Regions from separate parts of the Homo sapiens genome. Here region 2 is linked to region 1. Evidence: read pairs that join two places in POLR2A ChIA-PET (ENCODE). Cell type or tissue: Panc1. All regions are shown on one strand.

Region 1 (4,000 bases):
ACCCGTAGTCCCAGCTACTCAAGAGGCTGAGGCAAGAGAATCACATGAACCCAGGAGGCAGAAGTTGCAGTGGGCCAAGATCGCGCCACTGCACTCCAGCCTGGCGACAGAGCAAGACTCCATCTCAAAAAAAAAAAAAAAAGAAATATGGAGCTAACACCTGTCTTAGCCAATACAAACACAAAAATCCGAATCTATATTGTACTTGTACCATGTATCTTAGGATGGGCATAGCTCTACCCAAGAAAATGTCTCAAAGCAAAATCATAATAATGGTAACTTATAATTAGTCTGAAAATGAAGCTGTTTTACAACCAAAACAATGGTGACAAAGAAATACAGAAATCTGGATGGCTTGAATGTACAAGGAAGGGAACATAGCTCAAGTAATTACCATGTGCTACTTCTACTTATGGGGGTCATAGGGACAAACCTGAATTACCAACTTCAAGTGAAAGAGATCCCAATTACAAAGGAATCACATTTAATGTTTCTGTCATTCTGCTGTAGGGCACATATGCAGTTTTAGTTGATATGCCTCTTCCCCTAAACCATGCACATTTTTACGACAGGAATTATCTCATTCATCTGTCTATGCCCACTGTCTAGACTAGCATGTAAAAAATTCCCTAAACAGTATGTTGAAGGAACAAGGGAGTGAATAAATAATTAGTATCCACGAGGCTCTTCAAAAGTCAGTATTGGTTGTTCTCAGTCACTAAGGGAAGAAAACTAGTTACAAATATGAATCACTGTCTCCCTTAAATCACACTTAACATAGATTTAGATCATGTTTTATCTTGATTTGTTCAGAAAAGTTCTCCCATTGAATAATAAAATGGTGATAAGATAAATAATACATTATACTATTTTAAAATTACCATCACAATGAAAGGAAACTACATGGCCTCAGGGACCAAAGGCGGCTCAGGTCAGGTGAGAATGTGTATTAGTGACTCACTTTCTTCCTCATGTCCCTTCTCATTCCACAAAGGCACTGAAGCCACGGTCAGAATTTGGGAGCTGGATTGAGCTGCTTATTCTGAGAGCAAGATGCTTCCCCGATGATGCACATGGACAGCTGGGTCTTCTGAATCTGAGATAGAAATACTGATCTGGCTCCTCATCGCCTGCCCCTAAAGCTGAGGCTAGCCACTACTTTCATCCTTCCTGCAAGGGGACAGGGGCCCCAATAACTCAATTCAACTTCAACTGAATCATAATTCAGCTTCAATTAAGCCTCTATATTAAGACAGCTAATCATAAGGTTTAATTTCTTAAAGTAGGGCTTGTTAAGCCCAATTAGAAAATGCTATAAAAGAAATATCCTGAAGGCCGGGCGCTGTGGCTCACGCCTGTAATCCCAGCACTTTGGGAGGCCAAGGCGGGCAGATCACCTGAGGCGATCTACTCAAAATACAAAATTAGTCTGGCATGGTGGTGCATGCCTGTAATCCCAGCTACTAGGGAGGCTGAGACAGGAGAATCACTTGAACCCAGGAGGCAGAGGTTGCAGTGAGCCAAGATCACACCATTGCACTCCAGCCTGGGCGACAAGAGCAAGACTGTCTCAAAAAAAAAAAAAAAAAAAGAAAGAAAGAAATTCTCTGAAATATATAAATTCCTAACTTACAATAGTATTTTAAGCTATCAAAATTATATGGGGACATAATACACTAGTGAAAATGAATGAAACAGAGCTAAATGGATACATCTCAAAAATATAAAATGTTTAAAAAAAAAAGCAAGCTACCTAATAGATATGGTATGCTTTCATTTATAAGATTTTAAAACTGGCAAAAAATATTATGGATTTATTCATAGCTAGTACCAGCATTAAAATTTTTTTTTTTTTTTTTTTTTTAAGAAACAGGGCCTCACTCTGTTGCTGAGTACAATGCTGGAGTACAGTGGCGTGATTATAGCTCATTGTAACCTCAAACTCCTGGGCTCAAGGGAGCCTCATTGCCTCAGCCTCCTAAGTAGCTGGAACTACAGGTACATGCCACCAAAGCCCAGCTAATATTCTGTTATTTGGTAAAGATGGGGTCTCACTGTGTTGCCCAGGCTGGTCTCGAACTCTTTCTGCCTTGGCTTCAACCACAGTGCTGACATTACAAGCATGAGCTACTGAGCCTGGCCAAGAGGAATTAATTTAACTAGAAATCTATAGCTTTTCAAGCTACCAATTAAGTTTGAAAGTAGAATAAAAACATTTTCTGATTTGCCAAGATTCAAAAGACCTCCCAGGAACCTACAAGGAAGCTACAAGATGTACTCCTTCCACATGAGGGAACAAGCCAAGAAAAAGGAAGAAATTCAAGAAACAGGGGATCCAACACAGGGCAGTGGTATAGAGAATCACAGCCATGGAGCAGGCTGGGACAAGAGTCAAAACAGCTCCCGGATCAACCAGGAGAAGAAAGCATAGAACTGACGGTTCACTTGATGCGTCTAACCTTATTCTGTGGAATGTTACAATACTGTAGGAGAATTTGGAAGCAATGAATAATAGTTATATGGAGAATAAAGTAAATAATTTCGTATAGACTACAAACTTTGGGAAAAACAAGTTATTCAAGAAAGGTCATGTAATCATAGTATACGACTAAATTCAACAGTAATCAACATTTATATAATCACTATGATATAAATACTAAATATTTAACCAAAAATTGTGAGTTAACTCTACTGAGAAGATTCCAGAAGCAGCAGCAGGATTGGTGGTCTACGAGTGCTAAACCTTCATCTTCCATAATAGGTAGTGCTCAATAGAAAATATGTAAAGTTAGTAAATCAAAAAACAGTAAAAATTTATTAGTTATAAATAAGGAAGTAGGGCCAGGTGTGGTATTATCCCAACATTTTGGGAGGCCGAGGCAGGTGGATCACTTAAGGCCAGAAGTTCGAGACTAACCTGGTCAACATAGTGAAAACCCGTCTCTACTAAAAATACAAAAATTAGCTAGGCATGTTGGAGCATGCCCATAATCCCAGCTCCTCAGGAGGCTAAGGCACGAGAATCACCTGAACCTGGGAAGTGGAGATTGCAGTGAGCCGAGATTGTGCCACTGCAATCCAGCCTGGGCGACAGAGTGAAACTCTGTCTCAAATTAAATAAATAAGGAGGTAAATAGCAAAAAGCAACAGCTTATAGATTTTTAAATGGTGGCCAGGCGCGGTCGCTCACACCTGTAATTCCAGCACCCTGAGAGGCCAAGGCGGATGGGTCACCTGAGGACAGGAGTTTGAGACCAGCCTGACCAATAGGATGAAACCCTGTCTCTATTAAAAATACAAAAATTAGGCTGGGCGCGGTGGCTCACGCCTATAATCCCAACACTTTGGGAGGCCAAGACGGGCAGACCGTGAGGTCAGGAGATCGAGACCATCCTGGCCAACATGGTGAAACCCCGTCTCTACTAAAATACAAAAAAAAATTAGCCAGGTGTGGTGGCACACGCCTGTAGTCCCAGCTACTAGGGAGACTGAGGCAGGGGAATCACTTGAACCTGGGAGGTGGAGGTTGCAGTGAGCTGAGATCTTGCCACTACACTCCAGCCTGGGCAACAGAGCAAGACTCCATCTCAAAAAAAAAAAAAAAATACAAAAATTAGCTGGGCATGGTGGCAGGTACCTGTAATCCCAGCTACTTGGGAGGCTGAGACAGGAGAATCACTTGAACCTGGGAGGCGGAGGTTGCAGTGAGCCAAGACTGCACCATTGCATTCCAGCCTGGGCAATAAGAGCTAAACTCCATCTCAAAAAAACAAAACAAAAAAGAAAAAGAAAGTGGCCACCCCTGTGGAAAAGGACTCTGGAGTGGGGAGGGTGGTAGAGCAGTTTTTTATATTAAGTTTGTCATATTAGTTGACTTTTCAAAATCACATCCATATACTACTTTGATTAAAAATAAAATATTTTCTGGCCAGGCACAGTGGATCACGCCTGTAATCACAGCAACTCGGGAGGCTGAGGCAGGAGGATCACTTGAGGACAG
Region 2 (4,000 bases), 480 kb before region 1:
GTAGGTGTATTAATTCAGGTGTCACCCCTCTCTACACGGCTTTCCTCTTCCATTTTGCTACCCTAGGTAGAAGCTGGGTGCGGTGCTGAGCAAGTAGCTACAATGATTGGTGCTGCTTTATAGCTCCCTGGCATCCCCTGAATCAGTTAACATCCCAGCTTTCCTGATAGCCCCACCCCATCACATTCTTATCCCTCTCCTCTCCAAGAAAGAAGCCAGAAGCCTGGCAGTAGAGGAATTCCCAGCAGGCTGGTGTGCCTAGAAAGGTAGTTTCTTTCTTTCCCTTCCACAGGCACAAAGGAGGCCAACAAACACGCAGTTTCAGACTATTCTGACCCTTAAGAAAAAAGTTTAAGAGTTCACCAAACTATTGTGAATGAGTTTGATTCTAATCATTTGCTGGCAGGGAATATGGAATAAAATAGCTCATTTGCAGTTGTTTATTTCCTGTTGTGGCTTCTATTTTCATCTTTTAGTCGCTTTGGTGATAGTAATCAAACCCTAATCATGGTGCCGCCACAAGTCACAGAGACCAAAATAACTTGCAGCAGAGTTATGACAAACAAGGATGGAATCAGCTAAAGACCTGGCTACTTAATCACCGGCCACTGCCGCCCAGAGGACTGTGGGGCTGCCTCTTGACCGGCTGCTGGCTAGGAATCTAGAGGAGAGAGGAAGTCGAGGGAAGTTGCTCCAAGGCCCATGTTTTCTGAGCAGCCAGGGAAGGCAGTAGAGTGCACAGGAAGTGACCGAAAAAGCAGGTGAATTCTCCACACCTGCCAAGGGGAGAGGCAGGCTTCTGGAGGGGCCTGACTTGAGAGAGAAAGAGGAGGGGAAAAAAATCTCCAAAACTCTTGACACCTCAAAACAATGATAAGTAAAAGCTGAAAAGTGCCTGTCTAGAGAAGACAGGATTCTGCCTTTCAGTTCTTTGCTCATTGTCAGTGGATTCCAGAAGAGAAGGGCAGAGAGAGGCCCCAAAGCATGTATGGATGTGTGTTGATGGGAGTGAGGACAGGGGTAAAGATTTTTTTCTTGCACAAGCCAAAAGAAGAAACCATTGAGGAGACCAAAAAAGTACTGGAAAACATCAACATTTCTTGCACAATCATCCCCTGAAAAATGTGTGAGTGAGCCCTAAACCATGCACAACTGGCAACAATACAAATGGAAGTGATGGCTTATGAAAAGAAGACAGTACAAGGAAGGCTGATGGGACAATCAACGCTTCTTGGCTTCTCTTGGAAGAACAGGAACATAAGTGAATGAAAATGCATCTAATTCACTATCAAACAAAAATACTATAAGCCCGGACTCCACAAATATTCTTGGATTACAGACAAGCTGTCAGCTGATCCCCAACATTTGCCAGGTGCCTATCCAGAGCATGCAACTAGGTATCAGGGATTGGAATGGGGGCAGGATGAAATGAATGTTGCTATGGAGGAGATGAGAAACATCCAGAAAAGGTAAAGAGTGAGGACAATAGAGACATTCAAATCTACAGTCACATTTAGATGCCGTTTCCTCCAAGGAGGGCCCCTGGACAGCTGAAGAACAGAACTGGGAGGGGAATTTTACTCTGTATAATTTTGTACCTTTTGAATTGTGAACCGTGTGAATGTGTTACTTATTCAAAAATAAACAGATTTAAATTGTTTTCAAATCTCTGCTTGCTTTTCTCATTTCCTGAAATTCGTTGTTCTGATGTCCTTGTAGAAAAGGACAAGTTGGCAAGGTCCCACGTGGAAATGATGCTATAGACAGCTTCTCTCTCTGTGAGGCAGTTGCTACAGGAAGAGGCTGGTAACAACAGAGGCCAATGTCTCATCCCAGACAGCAAGGGTGGAGGCTGCTTCGTCATGAGCCTGGCCAGAGTCAGCGAGGAAACATGCCCATCCTAATCAAAAGTCATTCCAGATATCAGTCAGGTGCAAGTCCTAACCTGGGATGGACAGCCTAATAAATACTGCTGTCAGGGCCGGGCGCAGTGGCTCACGCCTGTAATCCCAGGACTTTGGGAGGCCAAGGCGGGCAGATCACTTGAGGTCAGGAGTTTGAGACCAGCCTGGCCAACATGGTGAAACTCCATTTCTACTAAAAATACAAAAAAATTAGCCAGGCGTGGTGGCATGCTCCTGTAATCCCAGCTACTTGGGAGGCTGAGGCAGGAGAATCACTTGAACCCAGGAGGCCGAGGGTGCAGTGAGCTGAGATCACCACACTGCACTCTAGCCTGGGCGACAGAGTGAGACTCCATCTCAAAAAAAAAAAGATAAATACGGCTGTCAGGATGACACAGGCACAGGAAGGAGCCTGCCCAATCTGAGAAAATGAGAGCTTTGCTTTTTGGAACAGAAACGTGTTCACATGATTTTCAATTCATTTAGCCAGCACTGATTCAGAGCTGATTGGAGTCAGGATCCAGGAGAGACCTCTGAGGGTTATAAATGTGAGGATTAATCAGCCTTTGCCCTCAAGAAGTCCACAGTCTAGGAGAGCCACAAACTCTCATGAAATGGGATCAGTGTTACCCCAGCAGCAAGAATGGAGGCACTGGCTCTAAGAACAGAAAGTCAAGGGACTCATTCTGTCTGGGAGAGGCCTCAAAAGGTTTCCCAAAGGAAGAAATATTTTAGACTAGATTAGCTGAGTTGACTAGCCAGGCAAAGGTGATCAGAGTCCTAATTGTCCTATCAAAAAGAAAAAAAAAAAAGAAAGGATTACAAATATGAGCCACCACACCTGGAACAATGCCTGGTGTGATGGCTCACGCCTGTAATCCCAGCACTTTGGACAGCTGAGGTGGGAGGACTGCCTGAGCCCAGGAGTTGGAGACCAGCCTGGGCAACATAGTGGGAACTCGTCCCTACAAAAAATACAAAAATTATGGCCAAGCGTGGTGGCTCACGCCTGTAATCCCAGCACTTTGGGAGGCTGAGGCAGGTGGATCACCTGAGGTCAAGAGTTCGAGACCAGCCTGACCAACATGGTGAAACCCTGTCTCTACTAAATATACAAAAATTAGCTGGGCGTGGTGGCTGGCACCTGTAATTCCAGCTACTCAGGAGGCTGAGGCAGGAGAATCGCTTGAACCCGGGAGGCAGAGGTTGCAGTGAGCCCAGACTGCGCCACTGCACTCCAGCCTGGGTGACAGAGAGAGATTCTATCTCAATAATAATAATAATAATAATAATAATAATAATACAAAAATTAGCTGGGGGTGGTGGTGCGTGCCTGTAGTCCCAGCTACTCTGGAGGCTGAGGTGGGAGGATCACTTGAGACCCTGAGGTAGAGGCTGCAGTGAGCTAAGACTGCACCACTGCTCTCCAGCCTAAGTGACAGAAAAAAAAGGAACGAAATTTTGTTTTCTTTGAGCTAACTTTTCAATACCCAAGCCACACTTATCACTTAAGTGTATAACTTTATAAACACTCCCAAGCCATAGGAAGTCAGTGATGAAAGTGAGGTCCCTGCAGTGGGTGGTCTGGGAGGGCATCTCCCTCAGAAGGCAGTTTTCTCTGTAGAAAACATTGGAGGAAAAACACTAGATCGTCTACGGTTACAGAGAAGTTTCTCCTCAAATAACTATAGAGATCGCCACGATCTCCACCCCTCAGATCAAGAGCAGGCCTTACTTGAGTCAAACTGGTTCATGTTAGGAAGTTGTGCCAGTTTTAAGACAAGTGGAAGGGAAGTACCCTCAGCAGGGAAGTTGGCTGAGATGCCTCAGTAATGGGGGTACTTAAATAATGCTCTCAAATGCCAACAACAAAAAATTATTATTTGCCATTATCGTATAGACGGTGAGACATACAGTTGGCTGATCCCTACAGGTACTAAAAAATTGATTTTAAAGACAGCAAAGCAAGGAAATCAGTGTTGAGCCTAACCCAGATGGACCCTGATGGGTCCTGGTGTTATTTCTCACTGGCCATGTTGCAGACAAGTTCTTCATTCCAGCTTCCAGCCACTCAACTGGGCAGCTCCAAGTTCCTG

The links. Peaks named below come from ENCODE experiments on the same cell type or tissue, not always from the same donor. Only the 100,000 strongest peaks of a DNase experiment are listed, where the experiment ranks them.
Region 2: POLR2A ChIA-PET joins it to region 1 with 5 read pairs; 3 of 35 experiments call an interaction of 5 or more read pairs at or near these places.

The regions. Positions count from the first base shown.
Region 1 is chr18:49,430,758-49,434,757 of GRCh38, forward strand. The region is part of intron 1 of DYM (dymeclin); the gene reads right to left. Among named protein-coding and RNA genes, the nearest start is that of DYM, 28 kb to the right of the region's middle. In Panc1, no CTCF peak of the experiment used is centred here; no DNase peak of the experiment used is centred here.
Region 2 is chr18:48,955,457-48,959,456 of GRCh38, forward strand. No RefSeq gene overlaps it. Among named protein-coding and RNA genes, the nearest start is that of SMAD7, 6.5 kb to the left of the region's middle. RefSeq lists enhancers at 3,169-3,962, 3,963-4,000. In Panc1, no CTCF peak of the experiment used is centred here; no DNase peak of the experiment used is centred here; H3K27ac peaks cover 822 bases.